Regions from separate parts of the Homo sapiens genome. Here region 2 is linked to region 1. Evidence: read pairs that join two places in POLR2A ChIA-PET (ENCODE). Cell type or tissue: HepG2. All regions are shown on one strand. Links, peaks and the distances in the headings refer to the core of each region. The heading gives the core; the rest is flanking DNA. Region 1 overlaps UBL7 (ubiquitin like 7). Region 2 holds the start of CYP11A1 (cytochrome P450 family 11 subfamily A member 1).

Region 1 (16,248 bases), core at 5,029-10,028:
TGTGTCCCTGTTGAGCTGGTTGCTCTGAGACGCAAAGCCTCTTCTCCCTCCTGGATCTGGCTGATTTCCTTTCTTTGAGGTGAGCTCTGCTCTTTTTCAGGGGTTCTCCAGGACAAGGACCTCTTCTCTGTCTTCGCTGATCCCAATATGCTTGATACGTAAGTGTACCTGTCCTATTAGAGGGTACCTTCTCTCTCCTCGTGCTCAGGCCAGAAGCCTAATTGTCACCCTGCAGTCTGCTCTGGGAGCCCATCCATAGTCTGTCACCAAGTCTACCCCTTAGATACGTCAGGGGGTGAGAAAGAGCAAAGCCCAAGAGCAGGGCTTTTGTCAAGAGTGCTGGGAGGAAGCAGGATTCTGAGGGAAAGGGTCTTGTCTGCCAGGCTCAGTTTAGGTTTCGTGTGGTAGAAATTAGGGAGCTTTTCAAGGATTTTAAGCTGGCAAAAGGAGAAGCAGGTGTACAGATCCGTAAAGTGTCAAAGCTAAAAGGGACATGTCCTCATTTTGCAAGTGAAGAAAACAGCCCCACCCTGGGAAGAGAAGGGACCAGTCCAGGGTTGCCTGATGTAGTAGTGGTGCCTAGACCAGACACTCCTCATGTGCTCAGGCCAGAACCCTGAGCCTCCCAGGCTGCACCTTTCCCATCATGCCTTGCCTGTGGAGAGGGTGAAGAATCTGCAGCGGACCCCAGGAATTTGAAGGCCTTGCACCCGTTGCTGGGGGCAGATCAGCAGGAGGATAAAGCTTCCTGGTGGAAGATGCTAAAGACTGAGGAATTTGAGAGCAGGCACAGGTGGCTGCATTGTTGTGAGGGGGCACCCAGAACTCCTGTTATGGCTGAGGGTGCTCTTTTGGAGTCACCCTTGGGTTTCTTCCTGCTTCTATCCTAGGTTGGTGCCTGCTCACCCAGCCCTCGTCAATGCCATTGTCCTGGTTCTGCACTCCGTAGCAGGCAGTGCCCCAATGCCTGGGACTGACTCCTCTTCCCGGAGCATGCCCTCCAGCTCATACCGGGATATGCCAGGTGAGCGCCTGAAAAGTGTAATGTGGGCCCCTCAGGAGCCGGCAGTGGCCCAGGAATTTGCTTTACTCAGCAGCTATGTATAGCGTTGGCAGAGGGCGTTCCTTGGGAACTCTCGGTTTGAGTCAGGAAGTGCATCTGTCCTGTAATTTTCCGAGGGGAGAGATGAAAATATGAATTTGGAGAGTAACTTGAGCTGAGATTCTGGAGCTGCGCCTGTGCCTTTCTGTTCTTCCTCCTGAAATCTGTTCGTCCTCCTCCAGGTGGCTTCCTGTTTGAAGGGCTCTCAGATGATGAGGATGACTTTCACCCAGTAAGTGGCCTGCCTGCCTGCCTGACATGCTGACATGTGGGGGAGATGGTGCTGGGAATGAGCTGCATCCTGGGACCTGGCACTCCCAAGGCTGGGAGATGGACATACGCCATTGGGGGGCCAAGACCATGTCATACTATTTCTGCTTTTGGATTCCTTTCTGAACCTGGGAACTTAAGAGTTTCCCCAAGAACTATTGCTGGAGGTGGGTGGAGTTCATCTGGGAGTTTCACAGTACTGCTTCCCTGATTCTGAGTGTCTTCTTTCTCCAGAACACCAGGTCCACACCCTCTAGCAGTACTCCCAGCTCCCGCCCAGCCTCCCTGGGGTACAGTGGAGCTGCTGGGCCCCGGCCCATCACCCAGAGTGAGCTGGCCACCGCCTTGGCCCTGGCCAGCACTCCGGAGAGCAGCTCTCACACACCGACTCCTGGCACCCAGGTATGAAGACGGGGCCGGGAAGATCAAGGCTGGGCCCCCAAGGAACAAGCTCCCCAGCAGTAGAGTAGATTTGCCTTTGCTGACCCTGGTGCTAGATCTAGTTTAAGCTGAACCCTGGAGTCCTGGTGGGGATTTCTTACTGCAGCTTGAGTGACCTCCCCTTCACTTGCCTTGAGGACTCAGAAGTCTAGATTTTAACATGGTCCCGTGTAGTCCCCCCTATTAGTTCAGAAGACTCTTCCTGCACACAATATGCCCTTCCTCATCCCTGACAGGGAGCAGACATCACCAGCTTAAGCATTTCTGGGTGACAAGTCACTTCAGCTTTCAAGGCCATCTCTCCCAGTGCTGCAGTGCTGGGGTCCTAGGCTGGGACAAGGGGCTCAGTGCAGAAGAGAATGGAACCTTTCCTGCCCACATAGAGAGCTTCTAGTTACCTTTGTTTGGTTGTCTTATGGCAGGTCTTTGTTGGGAGGCAGAAGTTGGGTACCTCAGGAGTGCTGTGAGGTGATATGACAACAGCGAGCATCTGCTATAAGATTGAGATGGCGCTGAGGGTGGCACTGACCACTAATTTGTCTCTAGGGTCATTCCTCAGGGACCTCACCAATGTCCTCTGGTGTCCAGTCAGGGACGCCCATCACCAATGATCTCTTCAGCCAAGCCCTACAGCATGCCCTTCAGGCCTCTGGGCAGCCCAGCCTTCAGGTCAGTCTTCCCCACGTCTTGGTTTCCATGTGGCTTCCTTGTTATTTTGGATGCCCAGCCTTTGTTTTGCTCTCTGGCGGTCCTTCACACCTGGCATGCTTCATTCTAGGAACAGCTGGAGCATGGCAGTGGGACAGGTGCAGAGTGTTCCTAGCAAGGGCACACTCTCAGACCATACACAGTGGTCACTAGGCTTCTCCTGCCCCTAGTGACCATGGCCTGACTCCCTAGACCACCTGGCTTAGATAATCATGGCCATTTCATTCATTCATTCAGTGATCATTGACTGAGCATGTGTATACTAGGCCTGAGTCCAGATGCTGGGCTAGTGGCAAGCTGGTTCTCATCCCTGCCATGGAGGGGCACCAGGCAGGCACTGAGCTGGGGAGCAACAAGGCAAGAAACCCAGCTGCTTGAAGTAAGGGCCTAGGTCAGACAAAACTTTTCTGAGAGAGGGGTATTTAAGCTGATTGTCAGAAGAATTAGTTAGAAGTTAGCTAGCCAGGGAAGGGGGTTTGAGGTAGGAAGGGGCTGATTTCCAGGTGAAGACAGCTACCTGTTTGTGCACATGTGTGGAGGTATATGTGACATACTCAAAACTACAAGGCTAGGATGCAGTGTCCAGTGTAGAAGATCCGCAGATGGGGCCAGAGAAAGAGCAGGAGCCTACGAGAGGGGCTTGCATGCCAACCTGCGGAGATTAGACTTGATGACTTGATGTAGCAGTCACCAGGGATCCCTGGGAGGCATTGATTGATTGATTGATTGATTGAGACAGGGTGTCACTCTGTCACCCAGGCTGGAGTACAGTGGTGTGATCACAACTTACTGTAGCCTCAACTTCCTGGGCTCAGGTGATCCTCCCACCTCAGCCTCCCGGGTAGCTGGGACTACAGGTATGCACCACCATGCCTGGCTAATTTTTTGTATTTTTTGTAGAGATGGGGGGGTCTCCCTATGTTGCCCAGCCTGGTCTTGAACTCTTGGGCTCAAGCGATTCACCCACCTTAGCCTCCCAGAGTTCTGGGATTACAGGTGTGAGCCACCACACCTGGCCCATGGGAGGCTTTAAGGAGGAGAAAGGTCACCCTAGCAGCTAAGTGGAATACCTGAGGGGCCAGCATTGTAGTTCACAGCTCCATGCATGAGCAGTTTGGTTCACGTCTGTTTTCCTCTATTCCACATAGTAAGCCTATGGGTAGAGCATCATCCCTGGAACTTGTCTGGGGTCATAAGGCCATGAAGTCGTAACGATAGGGTTCAAGCCTGTGTGGTTTTCACTGTTCCATGTGGTCCTTGTAGACAGTGAGGGAACAGAAGCAGGATTCGTGAACAACTTGTCTTCTCCATTCTTGCATCTCCCCTGTTGCTAGATGCCTGTTTACTTTATTCCCTAGCTCAGAAGCTTTCACTGGTTCCACCTGGCCTGTAAAATGAATTCAAATTGATCTGTGTGCATTTTTTTTAAGCCCTCCATGTTCTCATCACTGCCTGCCTCTTTGACTTTGCTTTTCTTCCCCTTTGCATTGCCTTCTTCCCACATGTGAACACGTTGTTTTCCCTAAATTGTGCTCATCCCTGCTGTCATGAAATAGAGATATTAATGAAGCTATGAAAGTACTAGAAGAAAATATGGGTGAATTTCTTCAAATCCTTATAGTAGGGAAGGGCTTTCTTGGCTGAAACTCAGTATCCAGGAGCCATTAAATAAAAGTTATGCATTTTGGGTTTGTAAAAGCGAAAAATTTAAAACATCTCTTACAGTCCACAAATAGATATACCTACTATATACCACAAAAATTTAAGACATTTAAAAAAAGGTGAAAATTTCTGCGTGGCAAACCAAACCAAACAAAAAACCGAAGCAAAGTCCAAAGGCTAACAAACTGGGAAAAAAATCTGTAACACTCATCACATAAAGAGCAAAATCTTGCTGTTGTGTGTGTACACATAGCAAGAGAAAGAAAGTAATTTAGCCTCTTGGAATTCAGACAGTGAATAATTTGTACATTCTCTTTTGATCCTTATGCCAAGAATTTCCTTTTTTTATTGTAAAACTTTGGATTTGTTCTCTTAACCCTCAAGCCTATCTTTTAGTCTTCCTAGAAGCACCGTGTTCTGTGGAACTCAGCATCAGCAGCTTTGCTGAGGACTCCCCCATCTTCCTTTCCTTCCCCGGAAAGCACAGACCTAAGTGAGTCTTCACTGGATCCCAGCTAACAGCTTCTGCCCATTCCTATCTTTCCACAGAGCCAGTGGCAGCCCCAGCTGCAGCAGCTACGTGACATGGGCATCCAGGACGATGAGCTGAGCCTGCGGGCCCTGCAGGCCACCGGTGGGGACATCCAAGCAGCCCTGGAGCTCATCTTTGCTGGAGGAGCCCCATGAACTCCCTGCTTCCCCTGAACCCCCAGCAAGTTGCAGAGGCTACTGCCCTTGGGAGGCACTCATGAAGGTGCCTCCATCTCTCCCTTCCCCAATATACCTGATGGTCAACTCTCCTGCTTTGTCCAGTTCTTGACCTTTCTGGCTGATCTGAGTTGGTGGAGGCAGTGGGGCAAACAAGGTGTGCTGGTCTTGATGCTGTGGCATCAAAGCAGGGCTGGCCCCTAGTTCTGGGCCCTGGATGGAGGATGTTAGACCCTACATCATGGGATGCTGTGAGATACCCATGTTAACTTCTGGGAGAAGTTTCCAGCCGTAGCCCCCAGACTCTCTGGGGCTTTGGAGTTTGGGAGCCTCAGGATGTGCCGAAGTCTAGGCAGAGCTATCACCCAATCTTCAGGGTGGCTGCTGGATTACAGCTGTGCCCAGAAGAGGCTTATGCTTCCGAGATGTCCAGTCTATGGAGTGGCTGGGTGGACTTTCAGGGGAAGCACATGGAGGCAGCTTGCCTTCCACATTTCTCTCTCTCTCAATGGCTTCCACAGATTTCTTTGTCCACCCCACCAGTCTATTCTCACCAAGCATTTTTTGATGCTTGTTCTGTAATGATTCCAGAATCCAGGCCTCAGAGCTTCGCCAGGAGGTAGGGCCCTCCTTGTCCTGAAGGCATAAATACAAGAGCAGTTAAATAGCAATACTAAAAAACAACACCAACATGAACAGGGCTCAGCTTTAATATTGAAGAGAGGGCACCAACCCCCAAGCTGTTGCTCCATCTGCCTGTGCTCACTCATGTTCCCCTTGGCATGGCGTTCCCTGTGATGTTCCCTGCGGCATCGCAGACATGTCCAAGTTGAGAAAGTGGGTTTTAAATGCTTTGAATACTTCGTTGGGAGAACACTTCTTCCCCTCAGATGGTGTTTTGGTTCATTTGGGAATAACATGGGTGGAAAGGGGCTCAGAGATGTGCTCCTGCCCTCTGCCTTGGCAGGCGTTTCATCTCCACCATTCCCAGTCATGGTCATTTGGTTTCTGCTTGTCTCCTCCAGGAACAAAAGATTTACCACTTACAACCTATTCTGTCCTTTAACTATTTGCCAGGGCATTACCCCTTGGTCCCCTCTCTGCCCTAAGGAACCACTCGGAACAAGCCTGCTTCCTCTTCTACCTTAGCAGGGCTTTAGTTATTTACGGAATGCCATGGTGGGTCATTGACTTGCCCCTTTGACCTGTCATGGTTTTGGTTCCCAGCATATCCTGTTCGTTTTTCTGGATGACCTCCAGTGTATCAGTGATACTCTTAACGTCCAGATATGGCCCGAACAGGATGTTATTCTTTGCCTCTTCCAGAAAATTTGAGAAGTCTCTCTATGTGCATTGACAGAAAAGACTCAGAACTGGGCTTCTCAATGCCAGGCCTCTGTGTGCCTCAGTGGTCTGCCTGGAGCCCAGCTGCCTACTTGTGGTTGAGAGCAAAGACCAGGAAGCTCTGTCTTTGTACACAGTGTCTCTTGCTTGTTTGTGGTGGAAACAAAGGCCAGTCCTATCCTCATGGGTCTGTCTTGGTCAAATGGGGCTGACACAGCCCTTCCTGTGCCCATGATACAGCCTGCCCAGAGCTCGTTTCCATTCTGTGGCAGCTCTCACCCTGCCTCTGAGGACTGCCTTCAAAGGTGCTGGGGTTCCTTAACTCCCCTATCCCATTATGCTGCAGAACATTTGGGTCACCCTGCCCTATCCCTTGGACCAACCCCCAATACCAGTTCCCAGAACAGAGCCGTCCCCACGGTTTCCCTTTCCCTTCTTTGTTGGCTCTTTCCTCCAGGGGCTTGGCAAGTTGGCTTTGCTTCCTGTGGCCATGTTTTGAGTAGTCTATGTTGAGTCTGATAAGTGCCCCCACTGAGCCTGGGGCTTTCCATGAGCCAAGGACTCTTTCCTCACCATTGTCCCTTTCATCCTTTCTTCTTATTTTTATTATTTTTTTTAAAAAAATTTATTTTTTTTGAGACAGAGTCTCGCTCTGTCGCCCAGGCTGGGGTGCAGTGGCACGATTTCAGCTCACTGCAACCTCCACCTCCTGGGCTCCTGCCTCAGCTTCCCAAGTAGCTGCGACTACAGGCATGTGCCACCATAGCCAGCTAATTTATGTATTTTTAGTAGAGATGAGGTTTCGCCGTGTTGGCCAGGCTGGTTTCAAACTCCTGACCTCAAATGATCCACCTGTCTTGGTCCCCTAAAGTGTTGAGATTACAGGCATGAGCCACCGCGCCGGGCCTCCTTTCATCCTTTCAACAAACATTGACTGAGCCTCCACTCTCTGCCAGATAAACATGACGGTATCTTTGCTCTGACAATGCTGTGTTGTTGGTAAGATGGACAAACAGATGATTGCATTAAAGCCTAATGAGAACTGGGCGAGGCAAGTCTAGGGGCTGTGGCGCTCACAGGAGAGGGGGCTAACGTGGGCTAGGGGTGGGGGTGTGAGGGTGAGGGAAAGCTTCATGGAGAAAGTGGCACTACGCTGAGACCTGAAGGGTAAGGGAGAATTGGGCACGAAGGTATATGTACTGAGGGGGCTGGGAGTGGGGAGCAAACCTGGCTTTTGTAGCCCTGTTTGTCAGGGTGGCTTGCAAGGCAAGTGGGTGGGCAGAGGCTAGATCATTTGAAGCTATGTAAGGAATTTAGACTTACCCTGGACAATGGGAGTCACAGAATGGCAATCGGGAGAGAGTCCAATGTGTGTTTTAGAAAGGTCATTCTGGCTGCTGTGTGGTGAGTATAGTGGGAGTAGAAGACTGAGGGAGGGCAGGCATGAGGAAGCCGGGGAGGAGGCTGTGGCAGTGATCCACTTAGAGCTGCTGGTAGGCTGACCTGACGGCGTGGCAGTGGGGAAGGAGAGGAGGAGGTAGAGAGGCTTTAGGAGTTAGAATTGATACCAGATCTTTGGGAAAGGCGAGTATACTGTTGTCTCCACTGAACAGATGGGGACACCAAGGTTCCAAGGGTTGAAATCATCTGCCCACAGTCTCATGGGCAGGAAGTGGACAAGTGGTCCCAGAAACTCAGGTCTGTCTTACTCCAGAGCTGGTGCCCTTCCTCCCACTGCCCTTGGCCTCTGAAGTGTGGAGGAATGGGAGATGATGAGGGCTTAGATCCGGCTGAGGAGCTAGGGCTTTATCCTGAGGGCAAAGAGCACCCCTGAGGCAGCTGCAGGCAGGGCAGTGGGGGACCAGATCTGTGTGTGAGATAATCTGACAGCTGTGTGGAGGCTGGATTTGTGGGAAGTGAGATGGGGTAGGCGACCAGCTAGGAGGCTGGCTGGATCCTCCAGATGGGACATGGAGGGGGCCTCAACTGGAGCTGCTGCAGGGGAGCTGGGTGGAGGGGAGCTGCTAGGTGTGAAGGACAGACTAGCTCTGGGGGCTGAAAGTGGGGAGGCAGGCAGGATGTGAGCAGGCGGATGGTGGTGCAGCAGTAAGAATAAGGGACTGGGGTGACAATTTGGAATGAGGTGCCATAGGACAGCCAGGTGGGGATGTGTATAATTAAAGACAGTTGGATGTCTTTGGGCTGAGGTAGTGATCAGGAAGTTCTAAGTTGAACACTGGGCCTGTGTCATGTGAGAAGGCAATTAAGCTTTTCAGAGAAAGGTAGAGGAAAAGGGATACCCACTAAGGAGTTCAGCTTTATAGAAAATGGTGACTGATAGATGTGAGGCATGGAACGGGCGCAGGATCTGCTGCTTCTGGGAAGGTGAGAGCAGGAGTCAGCAAAGCTGAGGGAGTGAAAGGACCTGGACAAAGAGGGCATGCTCAGTGGGGTCAGATGCCACAGACAAACCTAGTAACAGAAGGGCTGACCTTGGACTTGTTGACTTGTGCCTTGGTGACCTTGGGGAGACATTCCAATGGAACCGGAGCCAGATAGCAGGGGTTGAGGACTGAATAGGTGAGGGGCAGTGGATGCAGAGAGGGCAGGGGACCTTGCTTGTGAGGGAGAGGATAGTAGTTAGAGGAGAGATGGGATTGAGTGTGAGTTTTTGCAGTTCAGCAGAGGTGAAGTTGGAAGTGATCACAAGAACTTTTCTAGGAAGCTGAGGGAAAAAAAGGAAAAGACCCCAAAATAGAATATGCAAATATGTAGAGATGGGTGAGTTTTCTAACAGATCCGTTCTCCTGATATAACTCAAATTTGGCTGGGCTGGTATGGGCTGGGCTGGCACAGCTTGCTGGGCACATGGGCCCCAGATCTGCTCCTCGCCTCAGTCCCATCTGGCCTGGGCCCCAGACCAAGCTCACAGAGCCCTACCCTGAGGTGGCTTCTTGTTGCTGTTGCCACAGACTTTGGCCCTGGGTGTTTGTTGAGGATGTTGGGGAGTTTATTCAGGCCTCCCTCTTTCTGCTTACCCAGCCTCTCCAGCAGGTGGGGTCCCCTCTGGCCCTGGGCTGGGCTCAGGTCAGTTCAGCTGTGCCCCTAGTTCCTCTGGGCCTGGGCCTGTCTCGTTCTCATAGGCTCTGAGATCGCTGGGAATAGAATTCAACTTCTATGCTAGAAATGCTTTCGTGGCAACCCAGGCACTGGCCTACTCTATCTTGGCAAAACTAGCTAATATTAATAGTACATTACACAGCACAGTAGTGCTTATTTATCAAGCATCCTCTCTGTGCCAGGCATTGAGCTAGGCACTCACATGTGCCATCTTAGTTAATCCTCATAGCGACTCTGAAAACTAGATATTATTAGCCCCATGTACAGAGGAGTGCTTCCTGTATGCTGGGGAAGTGGCCTTTCTAGGGCTTGGGTGGGATTGTGTCAGCATGATTCCATCAGTGCACCCACCTGGGGCCTTGTGCCTGGCTGGCCGAAGGGTCTCCTAACCACTTACCTTTGGAGTGGCAGCTCAGGTCTTGGAGGGGACTTAGGCTTCTAAGTCAGATTGAGGTTTAGATTGCTTTTCCACATATGACCTAACTTCTTGGAGCGTCAGTTGTGCCTTGTTTGACGTTTTCCCTCAATTTCTATAAGTGGATATTGAGTATGTGTATCAGAGATGCCAGGCACTCAGAGCTGGGCCAGTGAATGTTCTAGATGGCATCAGGGCCCAGACAATGAAGTAACCCTAACAAGGACAGAAGCAAAGAAAGTCTAAGGTCCTGCAGTGGGGACCAGAAATTTTTTTTTTTTTTTTGAGACAGAGTTTCACTCTGTCACCCAGGCTGGAGTGCAGTGGTGCAATCTCGGCTCACGGCAACCTCTGCCTCCCGGGTTCACACCATTCTCCTGCCTCAGCCTCCTGAGTAGCTGGGACTACAGGTGCCCGCCACCACGCCCAGCTAATTTTTTGTATTTTCAGTAGAGATGGGGTTTCACCGTGTTAGCCAGGATGGTCTCGATCTCCTGACCTCGTGATCCGCCCACCTCGGCCTCCCAAAGTGCTGGGATTACAGGCATGAGCCACCGCGCCCGGCCAAGGGGGACCAGAAAATTAATTGCTCTTATGCAGAATCGAGTCTCATTTCTTCTCCTGGGCCCAGATTCAATAATCTTTCTCAAATGAGCATCCCAGAGAGCCACTACTGATGGTTGAGAATTGGCCCAGGGATAACCCTGGGCTGAGATCAAGAGGATTTAACAACGTGTTGTCTCAACCCATTAAGAGTGCCTTTAGAGGTGCTAGAATAAGGAGGAAGGAAGCTAGTCTTTCAGCCCTTTACTGCTCAGCCTCCACACTAGGTGTTGTGTTCTGATCTGAGGCCTGATCTTTGAAAGAGAGAGACACAATCTGGACTGTTTAGCACCTAGGAGGGGTCAGTAAAAGTTTGCTAAATGACGGACTGATCGTGTCTTAGAAATCAACCAGGATTAGAGAGCCTCTCAAGGAAAGCCCCATGAGGGATCTATTTGAAACTGGAGTTATTTACCCTGAATAAAGAGCCGATTTAGAAGGATGTGACCTCTGTGAAATCACTGAAGGGCCGTATTCCAGGAAGAGAGATTAGACATGTCCTTGTTGCCTCAGAGGGCAGATTTAGGACCACTGTTTGGGAGTCTTCCACTGGGGAAGAAAGCTCTGTGTCAGAGCTAAACAAGATGGGCAACGCTGGCTTGTGAGGGAGCTCATCATCACTGGAGGTATGTAAGCAGAACCTGCATGGCCACCATAAGGAGTCTTGTGAGTGGCTCTCAGGTAGGACTGAATCCCCTTTGACAGCTACTCCTAACTCCAGGAATTGAGATTCTTGGATCATTATATTCATGAAAGAAAGTGAACTGTTTGTGGGTAACCACCCTTTTGCATGTGTATCTCCTCACTGAAGTGGCCTCAGCAGGCCCAAGGATCACATCAGAGCTGGGAGGGTCCTGGGACATCTTCTCTCCTATAGACATCACTTTATTTTTATTTTATTTTAGTTTAGTTTAGTTTAGAGATGGAGTTTTGCTCTTGTTGCCCAGGCTGGAGTACAATGGTGCACTCTCGGCTCACTGTAACCTCCACCTCCTAGGTCAGGTGATTCTCCTGCCTCAGCCTCCTGAGTAACTGGGATTACAGGCACACAACACCATCCTCAGCTAATTTTTATATTTTTAGTAGGGACGGGGTTTCACCATGTTGGCCAGGCTGGTCTTGAATTTCTGACCTCAGGTGATCCACCTGCCTCGGCCTCCCAAAGTGCTGGGATTATAGGCGTGAGCCACCATGCCTGGCCGACATCATTTAAAAGCATATTTAATTCATCCTATAGAAGGAAATGCAGAAGATGGAATGAGAAAGCTTTGTCTCTCTCTGATACAGAGAGAAGATAGACCAGGAGAAGAGATGGAGTTTTAGCTCTTCTTTCTCATTTTGTACACAAAGAAACAGAGGCCTGGACTGGGTCAGGGCCTTGCTTGAGTCAGTATCCAGGCTGAGACTTCATCTTTGGCCTCCCAGCCATGTCTAGTCAGGAGATTTTGTTAGTCTAGATGGATTCTATGTGACATCCATGAGATTCTGCCCTGCCTCAGGCTTTGGACAGTGAGAATAGAGGCTCAGAGATGGATTAGGGGCATAGGAATGGGAGGGAGAAGTTTGTCTCCAGAAAGTCTGGGGAGTGTCTATCACAGAAAAGTGCATGTAGAATGTATGACTAGAACAGAGAGCAGAGATGCACTTGGTCTTTGCTAAGACTCGGCTCTGTTCCAGAGTGGCCACCAGGTGGCACTCCCACCACAAGCCCAGTGCCACGTTGGCCAAGTTTGGGGCTTGGGGCTAAGGATGTTGCTGATTTGTCTGTGGAAGGCACAGGACCTGTAGTGTTTTCAGGTGAGCTGAGTGCCCTGCTAGAAGGAAAAAAAATCTGTCTCTTCTCTGCTGACTGAATATTCCTCTTTGGATTTTTCCTTTGTCTTACTTAACTTGGCTGGCCCTACTTAGATCTTAGCAATTTAGGTAGGGTTGATCAGATAAAAATGCACGTAGAATGATTAGGATAGAAAGCAGAGATGTAGGCATGGGATGCTGCTGGGAGCACGACCCTCAGGGCTAAGAAGGTGGTGGCAGTTCTGAGAAGTTCTCCATTCACAGTGGGCTGAACTGATGTATGGAAGGTGGTGATCTCTGAACTGGTCTAGGAGGAAGAGGCAGGCACTTGAGGGGAATGTCCTGGCTGAGGTTTGGAGGCAGGCAGAGCACTGAGGGGAGGGTGAGGCATGGCCTGGGCAGCCTGAGAAGTGTCTTCTTGGCACTCCTTGCCTGACATGGTCTGCCAAGAGTTGGGCCAGGTATAGTGACTGTCGTGCCTGTGCCTGTGAGATAGTCACAGTGGGCACATGGTATGTTGGGGGTCCCAGATATGGGCCCCAGACCTGTTTTTATTTGCCCATATCCATCCTCCTTAACTTTTGAATTATTTGCCAATATTTTAAAAGAGAGAGTTTCAACAAAGAGTCAATTTTCTTTTCTTTTTTTTGATGGAGTCTCGCCCTGTCACCCAGGCTGGAGTGCAATGGCGCAATCTCAGCTCACTGCAACCTCCACCTCCCAGGTTCAAGTGATTCTCCTGCCTCAGCCTCCCAAGTAGCTGGGATTACAGTTGCGTGCCACCATGCCCGGCTAATGTTTACATTTTTAGTAGAAATGGGGTTTCACCATTTTGGCCAGGCTGGTCTCGAACTCCTGACCTTGTCAGATAAAAATGCATGTAGAATGATTAGGACAGAAATCATTGACCTTGTGATCCACCCACCTCGGTCTCCCAAAGTTCTGGGATTACAGCCGTGAGCCACCACCCCTGGCCTCTTTTTTCTTTTCTTTTCTTTTTTTTTTTTTTGAGACAGAGTTTCACTCTTGTGTCCCATGCTGGAGTGCAGTGGTGCGATCTTGGTTCACTGCAACCTCCGCCTCCTGGGTTTAAGTGATTTTCCTGCCTCAGCCTCCCAAGTAGCTGGAATTACAGGCGCTCGCTACCATGCCCGGCTAATTTTTGTATTTTTTAGTAGAGATGGGGTTTCACCATATTGTGCAGGCTGATCTTGAACTCCTGACCTCAGGTGATCCACCTGCCTTGGCCTCCCAAAGTGCTGGGATTACAGGCATGAGCCACCGTGCCCAGCCCTCAATTTTCAGCTTCTCTTGAAAATCATACTACCTTTCACTACTGGGTTTACTTCTTCATGGTTCCATGGGCTGGAGCTGAGTCGAAATTGCCTTATAGACAGCACAGGGTTCTGCAGACCCCAGCCCACCCACTCCCCTCGTTCTCATCAGTTCCAAGTCTCTGCCCCCTGCAATAGGTAGTAATGGTGGTAGGCAATAGGAATTGTTGCTGCTGTTAGTAGCCAGGAGGTCTGAATGGCCACCAAGCTCTGAGGCCTCAAAGAAGGGGTGGGATCTAGCATGGAGGGGGCTGTTGGGGATTGAATGCCCTCTGAGAGCTACTTCTAATCCTAAGAATTGGGATTCTTGGATCATCGTATCTGTGAAAGGAAGTGAACTGTGTGTGGGTGACCTCACGTCTGCATATGTTATCTCCTCACGGAATCCTTCTATCTCCCACAGGCCTCTTGTTTGAGGTGGGTCACTCCTGTGAAGGCCATGTGTAGCCATGGAATCAGGGCTGAGGAGGAGGTCAGATAACTCTGGAGAATGGAAGGATGAGTTAAGTTGGACCCTGAAAGGTGAGAGGCTTTAGTTGGAATGTTGGGGGGATTGCCCGGGGCTTCTGCCACTGCTTCAAGACCATGAATCTCAGGTCTGTGTGTATCCATTTCTTTCATTCCAAAAGGAGCCTTCTTGGATTGGGCTGTGCCTCAGCTGTCCATGGGGCTCAGGAAGTGATCCTTCTCAAGGTATTTTTCTTATCGATAGAAGCCCTGCATCATTTCTTCCTCCCTCCCCTGAATGTGGAATCATGGAGAAGGGAGGGACAAGAATGTGCCTCCCCATCAGACGTGTCAGCATCCACATGTGTTGCTTCCTCTGCTGGTCCACTTCCCATCACTGGCTGTGAGTGGGAATTGTGCCCCTGTTCTTGGTCCAGGCTCAAGAGCCAGCCTTGGCCTCCAATGAGGCAGGCAGGCCTCTGACACCACCTATACCATTCTGACTTGATTTTCCTATGCTGCCTGAGGCAGGAAAGTCCATGCCTAAACTCTGGTCATAGTGCCTGCCCCACAGTCTAGCTGCCTTTCCCTTTATAAAGTTATTGCCTCAAGTCATGGGCTTAGTTCTCTCCTCCCCTGGCTGCCTGCAGCCAACCGAGAGAGTGGGCTGCCATCTCGCCTGGCCCTTTGTCCCCAGGTTGGCTGGCTTGTGGGGAGGATGGTCTTAAGTACTACTTCCTTCCCCCCTACCCCCCAGTCTGGAAAAAAAATTATCTGGCATCTACCCCAGTTTCCATCTGCTACTCTGTTGATTGGGAGATTGAGCCCATTCCCTGGTCTGCCCTCCTACTCAGCACCTGGTGACCTGGGCCCTATCTAGGTCCTTCTGGGGATGGTTTGGACCCAGACTTCAGCCACAGACAGGAGGCAGCAGTGCCAGGGTACATCACACAGAGAGAAGTCAAGGGTGTGGGTCCTTGAGAAACCACCTGAGTTTCAATCCGTCCTGCCTCTAGTTGTGCGATCCTGGCACTTCACATCCCTTGTCTGTGCCTTGATTTCTTCATTTGTAAAGGGAGGTGACTAATAGCTCCTATCTCATAGGAGTGCGAAGATTGAATGAGTTGGGAGAGGCTATGAGATGGCACAGCACATAGGAACCACAGTGTTAGCAATTGTTATTGCAGTCAGAAAACCCATCTTCGTTCTACCATTTACCGGTTGACCTCGGGCAGGTCCGTCCTTGTCCCTCCCTGTACCTCAGTTTTCTTCTCTGCAGTGGAGTTACGCTCCCTCCCTCAGTGAGAGGAAGAGAGTGGAGGACTGGCAGAGATGAGGTAGGTGAATGTGGGTTATGTGTTGTGAGTTGCCATGCACATGGGCAGTGTTATCATTGATTTTGAATCCATTTGAATTCTTAGTTCCAAAAGGCAGAGACAGGTGATTTCTTAGTTTGCCCTAGCTTTGCATAGAGAGGACAGACACTGAGGGCAATACCTGTCTAGCAGGTGAAACCGAATGTCCATCTTAGAGGCTGGCCTGGGCCAGGCTCCACTGCTGGCTTCAGGGCCACAGGCTTAGGTGCAGGCCTGAGGAGGAGCTCTTAGACTGTCCACAGCCTCCCTCTCTGGGGCAGTGTGCCCCTGTGTATCAGGAGGCTGTTGGCTTCACCCAGTGGGCCAGGAACCTCACTCTGCACTGTCTCTGGAGGTACCTTGAGTTTACCTTCCTGGCCTGCTGGGGTGCCTCAGGACTCTGAGGGAAGAAGGAGGGGACAACTGGAAGCAAAATGTAGAATGGTAAAGCCAAACTTCTTGGTAGCAAAACTTTCCTGGTTCCAGGAGGTAAAAACAACAACCAAATGGTCCTGGCCCCATGGAGCAGGGCAGAGGGCAGAGGGCAGCCAGCCCACCGCCTTTGCTGGTGTCTGCAGTGCGTGAATCGTGTCTAGGTCTGTGAGTTCTGAAGGTTGGATGTTCACCTCTACTCCTTCCTCGGCCTGTCTCCTCTCAGTGCAGCTAGACATCCAGTAAACACTAGATAAGTACTTACTGAGCTGGGTGGATTTTCCATTCATGGTTCCCTGGGGCACAAGTGGAAGTGGTAGGTCTGGGCCCTGTCTGGTCTAGAGAGAGGAGACCCTTTTACAAAGGGCAGGCACGTAGTTCTGAGAGGAGGAGCTGATGGCAGAGCTGGCTGGACTGCTCAGGTAACTGCAGAGGGTCTGGGCCTGGACCCCCCAAGGGAGTCCCCACTGAATGGTCAGGTTGCCTGAGATAGCTGAGCCCTAGGCACTTTGC
Region 2 (12,140 bases), core at 1,034-6,033, 78 kb after region 1:
CAATGATAAGTATAAGGTATAGTGTAGATTGCTGTCATGAAATGCTCTACATGGCACATGTATGTTTTCTGACCTACACATTTTTACCAAGTGGGCTGTAATTTTGTTGAAATGACTTGAAAACTCTACAGGTGACTGACCCTTGTTGTTTGGGAAAGTGGTAGGTGCAGGGTGATGGGGGGTGGGTGTGGGGGCTGACCTGGGCTGGAAGGATGGGTCTGGGGATATGATATGATGGGAGGGGGTATGGAAGCAGCTCTGAGGGGAAAGCAGCACAGATCAAGTGTGTGGACAGGGAAGAGCTGACATCCTGAGTTCCATGGCAACCAGATTTGCCAAGGTCTTAGAGTGTGTCCAGAGTGGAGCCTGACCACAGACCTCAGCTCAAGGGACCCAGAGCCCCTCTGAGTCAGCTGTACTGAATTACAGCCCCAAATCTGGGTCAACTGGGGAGAGACGACGAGGATTAGGGTTCCAAGGTGAAACTGTGCCATTGCGCTCCAGCCTGGGCAACAAGAATGAAACTCTCTTAAAATAAAATAAAATAAAATAAAATAAAATAAAATAAAATAGCCTAAGGATGCATTTCTCAGAACTTATCCCTGTTGTTCAATGATGTGTGTCTATACAGTGGGGCCATAACTAAGACGTATGTTGCCCAAGCTGGCAAGATAGCTCTGACCTTCTCTTGGGCCCCTCATTTCCCCCAAACACAGGTTGTCTGCAGTCTTGACCAATGGCTGCCAGGGCATGGACTCCGCTGCAGGGGCCAGTGGGAGGCCCCAGCTCAGGCAAAAGCACAGGCAGATATTTCAGGAGTCTGCTAGGGCTGGCACTGAGGGCAGAGACAGAGGGGTCTCCCTGTCCTTTGGAGAACCTCACGCTGCAGAAATTCCAGACTGAACCTTCATACCGAGTAGGGGAGGAGCTGTCTGCGGGTTTGAGCCTGCAGCAGGAGGAAGGACGTGAACATTTTATCAGCTTCTGGTATGGCCTTGAGCTGGTAGTTATAATCTTGGCCCTGGTGGCCCAGGGCTACAGTCATCCTAGCAGTCCCCGCTGAAGTGGAGCAGGTACAGTCACAGCTGTGGGGACAGCATGCTGGCCAAGGGTCTTCCCCCACGCTCAGTCCTGGTCAAAGGCTGCCAGACCTTTCTGAGTGCCCCCAGGGAGGGGCTGGGGCGTCTCAGGGTGCCCACTGGCGAGGGAGCTGGCATCTCCACCCGCAGTCCTCGCCCCTTCAATGAGATCCCCTCTCCTGGTGACAATGGCTGGCTAAACCTGTACCATTTCTGGAGGGAGACGGGCACACACAAAGTCCACCTTCACCATGTCCAGAATTTCCAGAAGTATGGCCCGATTTACAGGTAAGCCTGGCAGAGGGTGGGAGCCGAAGGGACAGGGAGGAGGAGGGGCCTGGGTAGCCCTGCTGTAGTCCCCACTCCCCCAACAGGCTGTTCTCTGGTTCCAAACTCCTGTCTAACTTCTTTTTTTTTTTTTTTTTTGGTAATACAATACAGAAATATATCAGGGATATTTCAAAATTCAACATTTGAATCTGTGAATGTCTTAAGTACTCTAAACCAGACATCTACTTTTGAAACAATTGGTGGCAAGACCGCCAGCCATCTGTAAGGAAGCTCTTTAATGGGTCCAAACCCCAGGTCTGGCCAGGCATGGTGGCTCACACCCATAATCCCAGCACTTTGGGAGGCCGAGGTGGGCGGATCACTTGAGATCAAGAGTTCGAGACCATCCTGGCCAACATGATGAAACCCCGTCTCTACTAAAAATACAAAAATTAGCTGGGTGTGGTGGCAGGCGCCTGTAATCCCAGCTACTCGGGAGGCTGAAGCAGGAGAATGGCTTGAACCGGAGAGGCAGAGGTTGCAGTGAGCCGAGATCGCACCATTGCAATCCAGCCTGGGCGACAGAGTGAGATTCTGTCTCAAACAAAACAAAACAACCTCCTCGGTCTGAGGAGGGGAGACTGGTGAGGCTAAGTTTTGAATTCCTGGCCCTGTAGCTGTCAGCCCAGCCAGCGAGTTTTAAAAATTGGGAGAAGGCCGGGTGCGGTGGCTCACGCTTGTAATCCCAGCACTTTGGGAGGCTGAGGCAGGCGGATCACTTGAGGACAGGAGTTCGAGATCAACCCGGCCAACATGGTGAAACCCTGTCTCTACTACAAAAATAAATAAATAAATAAATAAATAAATAAATAAAATAAAAAAAATTAGCCGGGCATGGTGGCGGGGGTCTATAATCCCAGCTACTCGGGAGGCTGAGGCAGGACACTCGCCCGAACCCAGGAGGTGGAGGTTGCAGTGAGCCGAGATCATGTCACTGCACTCCCGCCCTGGGCAACAAAAGCGAAACTCTGTCTCAAAAAAAAAAAAAAAAAAAAAATCGGGGGAGGGAGATTTGAAGGTCAGAGCACAGAGTGAAAAGGTCGCAGCGTGGTCAAGTTTGGCGCTAGCGACAGACCCAGCATTCCTCCCAGCGCACGCCGCCGCCCGGGCCGCGCTATTCCGAAATTGGGTCCGCCCTAGCGTGGCCCCCGGCCTGCTCCTGCGCTCTTCGCGGGTCGCTCACCTCCGCCTCCCCTCGACACAGCCCGAGCCCATCCGCCCCCCGGGTCGACCCGCGTTTACCTCAGGGCGAGGTCCAGGCGCTCGGCCCCGCGGAGGCGGCGGCGGCCCCACCGCAGGTCCTAGGTCCCAGTCACTCTGCCGCCAAGTTCCCCAACACGGACTCCGTGCGCTTTGAGGTGTTACGGGGGCGCTGGAGCACTGGCTTCGCTGGCCCTGCCAGGAGGCGGCGGCGAAGCAGGGAGCGACCCGGTATGCGTTTCTCTGCCCGGCCTGCGGCCCTGCAGCATCCACTCCTCGCCTCTGCTGGCCTCTGCCCTCGCTCGCTGCGTTCACCCGAGCTCACCCGAGCCCACCGGAGCCGACAGTGGCGCGCTAAGGTGACGTCCGCGCGGCCGGACCTCTCCTGTCCAACTTCTGATCTTCTTCCAGGCCTGGGATGGTGGTGGGTAAAAGGGAAAGTATTCCTAGTTCCCAGGCCTGAGGCCTCAACCTTCCCCAGATCCCACTCCCTTTGAAACTCTCGGAGAGAGGTGGTTAGAGAACAAGCCCTACTAAATGCCTCCCTACATCCGTTACCCTCCGCACACCTTGCAAGCGAAGTTTGTTGTCCCCATGGTCAGAGGAGGAGACTGAGGCTCAGAGAGGTCACCCAGCTAGATTCCTGTCCTGCTGGGGTGCTGGATCTCACCCCTTGGCCCTGAGGCTCTGAGTCTGTCCCTTCCCTTTCCCAAGAATCGGGCTTGCTTCCTGCTAGGAGGAAAGGCCTTTTTTTTTTTTTTTTGTCTTTGGGCCTCTGTGCCTCCAGGGCTTGTGGCTTTTTCCTGGGAAAACTGCTAAAGCTGTTCCCACGGTGGGCAGCCTTTCAGCCACACCTGGGTTCTTTGCTAAGAGTCCGGTTGAGAGGGAACGGAGGTGGCGCAGGGGTGGTTGGGGGCTGGGAGGGGAGACCAGGAGGGACAGTACGTTTTCCTTTAAGTGAAAGGTCTTTACAACTCAGAGCATTCCAATGGGTCAGTCACGAAGAGGGAAGGGTAAGATGTGTTGGCCGGCTTGATGACTGGGCTGGGGGTGGGTGAGAAGGCAGGCTAGTTTGTGTTGGGGCTTCAGCTGCTCCCTCCCTCTCTCACAACTCCTTTAAAGTCCAAACTGCCCCTTTTGATAGCTGGTTGGTGGCAGGGAGCTCCCCCCACCCCGCACCCCACCCTATTCAAGGTTGAGTGCTGGGCTTGGGAGGTTGCGCCCCGCTGGGTCTCTCCTTCCTCCCCCTCTCTCCTAGGCCTATTAGTGCTTCTGTCCCGTGCTCACTTCACATAGATCTCTAGTTATCCTTGCTTCCTCCTCTCTTCCCTTTTCACCACTTCCTAGACCCTCAGTAGCAACTCCTTATTTTATTAAGCCCCTTTGTTACCGGTGGAGGGTGTCCAGGTTCTTGGCGTCTTGAACAAAGAATTGGACAAAATGCACAGACAAAGTAAGGAAGGAATGAAGGGATTTATTGAAAATGAACATACACACCACAGTGTGGGAGCAGGCGGAGCGTAGGGGCTCAAAGGTCCCGTTACAGAATTGTGGGGCATTTACCCCCAGAGGATTCCATTGGTTACTTCAGATACACCTTATGTAAATGGAGAGGATGAAGTATTCAAGTTACATAGTCATACACCCTATGGAGAGGATATTTCCTGTTATAGCTGAAGTGTGAATCGATCTTCACACTTCAGACCCTATTTTCCTGCCTCATCTGCCCCTTCAAGAGATGTGATCCCCATAAATCTTTATGGGAGGCAGAGGGACCGATGGTCTTTTTTCTGTAACTGCTTCATGCTGGCTTGGGGCATAGTCCCTACCTATTGGGGATCATGGAACTCTCACCCTGCTCTATCTAGTGGAGGAAGGGTAGCTTCTTGATGTCCAGGGGTGGTGTCTTCACTTGGAACTGGCTGGAACCTTTGTTACATGATCATCTGAAGCTTGATGGTCTCTAGGTGAGAGGAAATGAATTTGGTTAAAAGATTTAATGGAAACTTTAGGGGGTGGATACCTATACTGTCAGAAATGTTTGTTGTAGTGATTTGCAGAAGAAAAAACAAAACCTAGTCTTTTCTAGAATCTATGTGTTTCCTTAAAGTCTTGGCATGAGTGGCCCCATTTTGGTTTTGTTTGGTTTGTTGGGGCCTAGTGCATGAGATCAGTCCAAAACAACGGCCTCCCAGAATTTTGTTGAAAAAAATTCCCTTTTTGATCAGGTTTTCACTTAGGTGAGAGTGTGACCAAAACCTAGGGCCTCAGTGCCACTCTCAGTTACCATCATTTTGGGTTTCTGGTCTCAGCATGTCATTTATAGGTTATGGTGTCCTCATGGTTGCATATTTCTTTGAGCTCCTGTTATTCCAGTTGAAGAGAGACCATATGACATTCTAGAGATGGCTCATGCAAGCATTTAAAACCTTTGAGAGCATACAGCTCGTCAGGGAGACCATTATTATGGCTATTAGGAGGATAATACCAAGAATTTGGGAGTATACTCCTTACCCAAGGTCCCCATAAACCAAACCTCCTAAAATCAAATGGATCTAAGAATGAGCTAGATACAGTTTACTCACGGCTGGGTGAGGTGGCTCACTTGAGGTCAGGAGTTCAAGATGAGCCTGGCCAACGTGGTGAAACCCCATCTCTACTAAAATACAAAAATTGGCTGGGTGTGGTCACGTGCACCTGTAATCCCAGCTACTTGGGAGGCCAAGGCAGGAGGATTGCTTGAACCTGGGAGTCGGAGGTTGCAGTGAGCCAAGATCACGCCACTGCACTTCAGCCTGGGCAACAGAGAGAGACTTGACTAATCAATTTCTTTGTCAGTCTCCTACCACTGAATTTCTATAGTCTTCATTTGATGTATTTCTGTATAGGCCACAAGTGCCAGCAGCTGCACAGATACTTCGCTGTTTAGCCAATTCTATTATAACTTTCACAAGAGAATTTAGAGTCTGTAGCCTTTAGAGTAGAATTTGCTATGGAACCTATCATGAGGGATACATTTCTAATCATTGCTTCTTTTACTTTAAACCATGGAAAAAGGACCTAACAAATGATGCCCTTTCAGAAGAGTGAAGGACTTCTGGCAATGTTCTCTTTAACCCACGATGTGGGTTATGTGGAGTGAATCAATTTTTTGTTTTTGATTGATTATGAGCTAACACATCTACCATTAAAGTTTCTTACATACATTGGGCCTTTATCCATGTATAAGGCTGGCTGCAAACTCCTTCACAAATAAAAATGTTCCCCATAAGTGCACATAACAGACCCCTTTTCCACTTCTATTGTTCGTAGAAGGCATAAGCAAGAAAAAATATTCAAAAATAAGAGTTTCATGATAGTAGAAGTCTTAATCTGTGAACTTGGGAAAAGCTGTTCACATCAATGATGTCATCTTCTTCTTGGGAGAAATTTCCCTAGTTAGTTTTACCTTAAGCATTCCAGTGGGTGCACAGCTCCAAGAGCATGGAGGGGCCCTTCTCAGTTGTGAGATTATGAACCCAAAGTTCAAGGTCCTGAAGTTTTGTTATAGTGTAGATGGCAAGGACAGTCTTTCTCTGATGTTTCCAGCAGATTCAAACCATAAAAAGCTTTTTTTTTTAATCTGGTGAAAATACACTGTAGCATAATAATCTACTGTTATAACATCAGCCCTCTTGCATGGGAAAGCTTTTCTACAACCAGAAAACATGCATGGAAAATAACAATGGAATGAAATCCCTTTATAAAATGTTTAAATGGCTGACCAGAAGACCAAATATACCTGAAGCTTTAATTGTTTTCCTAGGAATATGGGATCAAGCATTGGTTATAAACAATTTTTTGTTGTTATTTAGTTTTTATTTCATAATCATAAACTTTAACTCAACTCTGCAGTCCAGCTAGGCATGGAAGGGAACTGCAGCGAGAGCACAAAGATTCTAGGATACTGCGAGCAAATGGGGTGGAGGGTGCTGTCCTGAGCTACAGAAGGAATGGTCTGGTGGTTAAGATAAAACACAAGTCAAACTTATTAGAGTTGTCCACAGTCAGCAATGGTGATCTTCTTCCTGGTCTTGCCATTCCTGGACCCAAAGCGCTCCGTGGCCTCCACAATATTCATGCCTTCTTTCACCTTGCCAAAGACCACATGCTTGCCATCCACCACTCAGTCTTGTCAGTGCAGATGAAAAACTGGGAACCGTTTGTATTGGATCCAGCATTTGCCATGGACAAGATGCCAGGACGTGTATGCCTTAGGATGAAGTTCTCATCATCAAATTTCTCCCCATAGATGGACTTGCCACCAGTGCCATTATGGCATATGAAGTCACCACCCTGACACATAAATCCTGGAATAATTATGTGAAAGCAGGAACCCTTATAACCAAATCCTTCCTCTCCAGTGCTCAGAGCATGAAAGTTTTCTGCTGTTTTTGGAATCTTGTCTGCAAACAGCTCAAAGGAGACGTGACCCAAGGGCTCGCCGTGACTGCGATGTCAAAGAACACGGTGGGGTTGACCATGGCTGATAGTACAGGGCTCCTGGTGGCAGTGACGGCATCTGCAAAGCGACAGGTTATAAACTATTTTAAACAATTTCAGTATTAGCTGGTTTAACATGAAAGTCTTTTCTTGATATGTAATTAATTTTTTGTTGTTGTTGTTTTACGTGGGTTAGTAGCTTTATACAAGAAAATTTGGTCATTTTTGTGGTTTACAATAACTTAACATAATTATAATTGTGATTGGTAACATATACTTAGACATTAGAATTTGAGAAATCCCATACAATTTTGGAATATATTATTCACAAAAATATAACCTAAAGAAGATTTAACATCATTTTGTCAATCCCATGTACCTAAACATGTCAAATAATCCTGTTTACCTCTTTTCTGGATGTTTTCAGGGGCCCTCTGATTCATCTAGAAAGCCAGGCATTAGGAAAGACAATTTTGAAACTGAAGTTTGATTTTGGAATTCCAGATTACCGTAAACTATTTATTTTGCCAAAATGATGACTCAGAAATTTTAAAGAAGCAAAAACCTTTTGTAACCTTCCACACACACAAAAAAACCCCCAACACTTTCTACTGTTCTTATACACCTTGCATGTAAAACTGTTTCTAGTAGTCTTAATTGCATGTTATAATGGCAAATTTGTTTTTTTTGAGACAGAGTTTCACTCTTGTTGCCCAGGCTGGAGTGCAATGGCATGATCTCGGCTCACTTCAACCTCTGCCTCCTGAGTTCAAATGATTCTCCTGCCTCAGCCTCCCCAGTAGCTGGGATTACAGGCAGGCACCACCTTGCCCAGCTAATTTTGTATTTTTACTAGAGATGGGGGTTTCACCATGTTGGTCAGGCTGGTCTTGAACTCCTGACCTTAGGTGATCCACCTGCCTCGGCCTCCCCAAATGCTGGGATTACAGGTGCGAGGCACTGTGACTGGCCTATAATGGCGAATTTTAACATAAAACCTGGTAAGTTAGGCCAGGCGCGGTGGCTCACTCCTGTAATCCCAGCACTTTGGGAGGCCGAGGCGGGTGGATCATGAGGTCAGGAGTTCAAGACCAGCCTAGCCAAGATGGTAAAACCCCATCTCTACTAAAAATAATAATAAAAAATTAGCCAGGTGTGGTGGCGGGCGTCTGTAATTCCAGCTACTCAGGAGGCTAGGGCAGAGAATTGCTTGAATCTGGGAGATGGAGATTGTGGGTGAGCCGAGATTGCGCCACTGCACTCCAGCCTGGGGGACAGAGTGAGACTCTGTCAAAACAAAAACAAAAACAAAAAAAACTGGTAAGTTCTGATAAAGTTTCTGATAAGGTTTGACTACTTCCAGCACAGCTAGGGGCATGGCTAACTCCACGTGTCCCCAGGCCTTACCTAGCTGGAAAGCAGGCAAGTTAAACAATTTTCAAAAGCCAAAGGAGTAGCTTATGATGTTAAAGGATTTAGCAAACCTAGTATTTGAACATAATGTACACCACATGTTTACATTTTGAAGACAACTGTATTTTTCCAATAATCTTGAAAACTGTCTTTATTTCCCAACTATTGCTAAAGTCACATGAACTAAAAGGCATTACACTTTCTACTTTTCTGACAAAATATTTGACTTAAGCTTTTATTATTATTAAACCAATTAATTTAAAATCTTACAGAGGAGATATACGTGACTTCTACTTTATATTTAACCAGTTTGCATAGAGGGAAAGAGCCCAGAGACTGACTCATAAGAAATTCTTATCCTTTCACCGGCATGCCAGATTTCAGGGTTCTCTCTTTCACGCGTGTCCCTGTGAAGAGACCACTGAACAGGCTTTGTGTGAGCAATAAAGCTTTTTAATCACCTGGGTGCAGGTGGGCTAAGTCCGTAAAGAGAGTCAGCGAAGGGAGATAGGGGTGGGGCCGTTTTATAGGATTTGGGTAGGTCATGGAAAATTACAGTCAAAGGGGTTGTTCTTTGGCAGGCACGGGCAGGGGACACAAGGTGCTCAGTGGGGGAGCTTTTGAGCCAGGATGAGCCAGGAGAAGGAATTTCACAAGGTAATGTCATCAGTTAAGGCAGGAACAGGCCGTTTTCACTTCTTTTGTGATCCTTCAGTTACTTCAGGCCATCTGGGTGCATACGTGCAGGTCACAGGGGACATGATGGCTTAGCTTGGGCTCAGAGGCCTGATATTCCTGTCTTCTTATATTAGTAAGAAAAATAACATAAAATAGTGTTGAAGTGTTGGGGCAGCAAAAATTTTGGGGGTGGTATGGAGAGATAATGGGCAATGTTTCTCAGGGCTGCTTCAAGCAGGATTAAGGGCAGTGTGGGAACCTAGAGTGGGAGAGATTAAGCCAAAGGAAGATTTTGTGGTAAGGGGTGATATTGTGGGGTTGTTAAAAGGAGCATTTGTCATGTAGAATGATTGGTGATGGCCTGGATGCAATTTTGTATGAACTGAAAAACTAAATGGAAGACACAAGGTCTGAATAAGAGAAGGAGAAAAACAGGTATTAAAGGACTAAGAATTGGGAGGACCCAGGACATCCGATTAGAGAGTGCCCAAGGGGATTCAGTGTAATTACTTGTTTGGTTGGTGAGTTTTTGGGCTCTATTCTTGACAGAGTCCTTTTTTTAAGTTGGAGGCTGAGTTTGGTGAGGTGTGTTTTTAAAAGACCATTAGTCCGTTTTACCTTTCCTGAAGATTGAAGACGGTAAGGGGTATGAAGGTTTCACTGAATACCAAGAGCCTGAGAAACTGCTTGAGTGATTTGACTAATAAAGGCTGGTCTGTTATCAGACTGTATAGAGGTAGGAAGGCCAAACCGAGGAATTATGTCTGACAGAAGGGAAGAAATGATCGTGGTGGCCTTTTCAGACCCTACGGGAAAGGTCTCTACCCAACCGGTGAACGTGTCTACCTAGACCAAGAGGTATTTTAGTTTCCTGACTTGGGGCATGTGAGTAAAGTCAATTTGCCAGTCCTGGGCAGAGGCAAATCCCTGAGCTTGATGTGTAGGGAAGGGAGGGTCCTGAGGAGTAGTAGACTAGCAGATGGAACCCTGAGAAGTGATTTCCTTGTGGATAGATTTCCATGATGGAAAGGAAATGAGAGGTTCTAAGAGGTGGGCTAGTGGCTTGTAACCTACATGGAAGAGGTTATGAAATGACGACAGAATAGAATGGGCCTGTGAGGCTGGAAGGAGATATTTTCCTTGGTCTAAGAACCATTTGCCTTGTGTGGGAAGAGATTGATAGGTGGAAGTTTTAGTAGGGGAGTAGGTGGGAGTGACCGATGAGAAGGAGAAAAACTGGCTGTGAGGGATAGAAGTTGGAATGCTAGCTGCTTTTTAGCTACCTTATCAGCATAAGCATTGCCCAGAGCAATGGGATCTGATGCCTTTTGATGGCCCTTGCAGTGAATGACTCCAGCTTCCTTTGGAAGTAAAGCGGCCTTGAGAAGAGTTTTTATTAAAGAGGCATTAAGATGGAGGACCCTTGTGTAGTGAGGAGACCTCTTTCAGCCCATACAACAGCATGGTGGTGCAGGATATGGAAGGCATCTTTAGAGTCAGTATAAATATTGACGTGTAATTCATTTGCAAGGGTTAGGGCTCCAGTTAAGGCAATGAGTTCAGCTTGCTGAGAGGTAGTGGAGCGGGGCAGAAAGTATATGCATCAGGTGTGAGGAAGAAAATAGATTTTGGAAGTTATGAGAACTGGAGAGAGTGAGTTGAGCACAGTTTGTGATTTTGAGGGCCTCTAAAAGTATTAAAGCAGCGACAGCTGCCGTACACAGACATGAGGGCTAGGCTAAAACAGTAAGGTCAAGTTGTTTGGATAGAAAGGCTGCCGGGCGCGGTCCTGGCTCTTGTGTAAGAATTCTGACCGCACAGCCCTGCACTTCAGCTGTGTGTAATGAAAAAGGGTTGGATGAGTTAGAGAGAGCTAGTGTGGGAGCAGCTTCTAGGGCTGTTTTTAAGGAACAGAAAGAGGAGTGGCGAAAGAATTTAGGATCTATGGGATCAGCTAAGTTTGCATTTTTAAGTTTATATAATGGTTTAGTCAGGATGGTAAAACTAGGTATCCAAAGGTGGAGTATCTAACCATGCCTAGGAAGGAAAGGCATTGTTGCTTTGTAGAAGGGGTTAGGGTTTGTGAGATTAGCTGGACGTGATCAGCAGGGAGAGCATGTGTGTTTTCATGAAGAATTATGTTGAGATAGGTAATGGATGAGGAAGAAATTGGGGTTCACTGAAGTAATGGGGCCTGTCCGTGAAGACTTGCAGCAGTACAGCCCAGGTAATTTGCTGAGCCTGATGGGTGTCAGGGTCAGTCCAAGTGAAAGTGAAGAGAGGCTGGGATGAAGGGTGCAAAGGAATAGTAGAGAAAGCATGTTTGAGATCCAGAACAGAATAATGGGTTGTGGAGGGAGGTATGGAGGATAGGAGCATATATGAGTTTGGCACCATGGGGTGGATAGGCAAAACAATTTGGTTGATAAGGCACAGATCCTGCACTAACCTGTAAGACCTGTCTGGTTTTTGAACAGGTAAAATGGGGGAATTATAAGGAGAGATTATAGGCTTTAAAAGGCCATGCTGTAACAGGCAAGTGATAACAGGCTTTAATCTTTTTAAAGCATGCTGTGGGATAGGATATTAGCATTGAACAGGGTAAGGGTGATTAGGTTTTAATGGGATGGTAAGGGGTGCATGATCAGTCACCAAGGAGGGAGTAGACATGTCCCATATGTGTGGATTAAGGTGGGGAGATACAAGGGGAGGATGTGAAGGAGGCTTTAAACTGGGGAAAAGGGTGGCAATAAGGTGTGGCTGTAGCCCAGGAATAGTCAGGGAAGCAGATAATTTAGTTAAAATGTCTTGACCTAATAAGGGAACTGGGCAGGTGGGGATAACTAAAAAGGAGTGCATAAAAGAATATTGTCCAAGTTGGCACCAGAGTTGGGAAGTTTTAAGAGGTTTAGAAGCCTGGCTGTCAATACCCACAATAGTTGTGGAGGCAAAGGAAAT

Evidence for each region. ChIA-PET counts read pairs that join two places held together with the same protein. Peaks named below come from ENCODE experiments on the same cell type or tissue, not always from the same donor. Only the 100,000 strongest peaks of a DNase experiment are listed, where the experiment ranks them.
Region 2: POLR2A ChIA-PET joins it to region 1 with 5 read pairs; 10 of 35 experiments call an interaction of 5 or more read pairs at or near these places.

The regions. Positions count from the first base shown.
Region 1 is chr15:74,434,712-74,450,959 of GRCh38, reverse strand. It overlaps UBL7 (ubiquitin like 7), which reads left to right. Exons shown (of 11, transcript NM_032907.5): 6 at 101-158; 7 at 891-1,024; 8 at 1,285-1,334; 9 at 1,607-1,774; 10 at 2,360-2,482; 11 at 4,733-4,983. The coding sequence ends at 4,870. Among named protein-coding and RNA genes, the nearest start is that of SEMA7A, 8.9 kb to the right of the region's middle. RefSeq lists enhancers at 973-1,473, 7,647-8,156, 8,669-9,178 and a silencer at 8,118-8,302. In HepG2, for the core only: a CTCF peak has its summit at 9,295; DNase peaks (open chromatin) are centred at 6,099, 7,189, 7,579, 8,739 and 2 weaker places; H3K4me3 peaks cover 2,098 bases.
Region 2 is chr15:74,356,544-74,368,683 of GRCh38, reverse strand. CYP11A1 (cytochrome P450 family 11 subfamily A member 1) reads left to right here and starts at 1,038. Exons shown (of 9, transcript NM_000781.3): 1 at 1,038-1,367. The coding sequence starts at 1,099. It overlaps LOC124903524 (a long non-coding RNA gene), which reads right to left and starts at 3,222. Exons shown (of 2, transcript XR_007064709.1): 1 at 3,179-3,222; 2 at 1-3,022. It also overlaps the pseudogene PPIAP46. RefSeq lists an enhancer at 882-906, a promoter at 1-1,088 and a silencer at 2,496-2,655. In HepG2, for the core only: no CTCF peak of the experiment used is centred there; no DNase peak of the experiment used is centred there; H3K4me3 peaks cover 1,498 bases; H3K27me3 peaks cover 1,269 bases.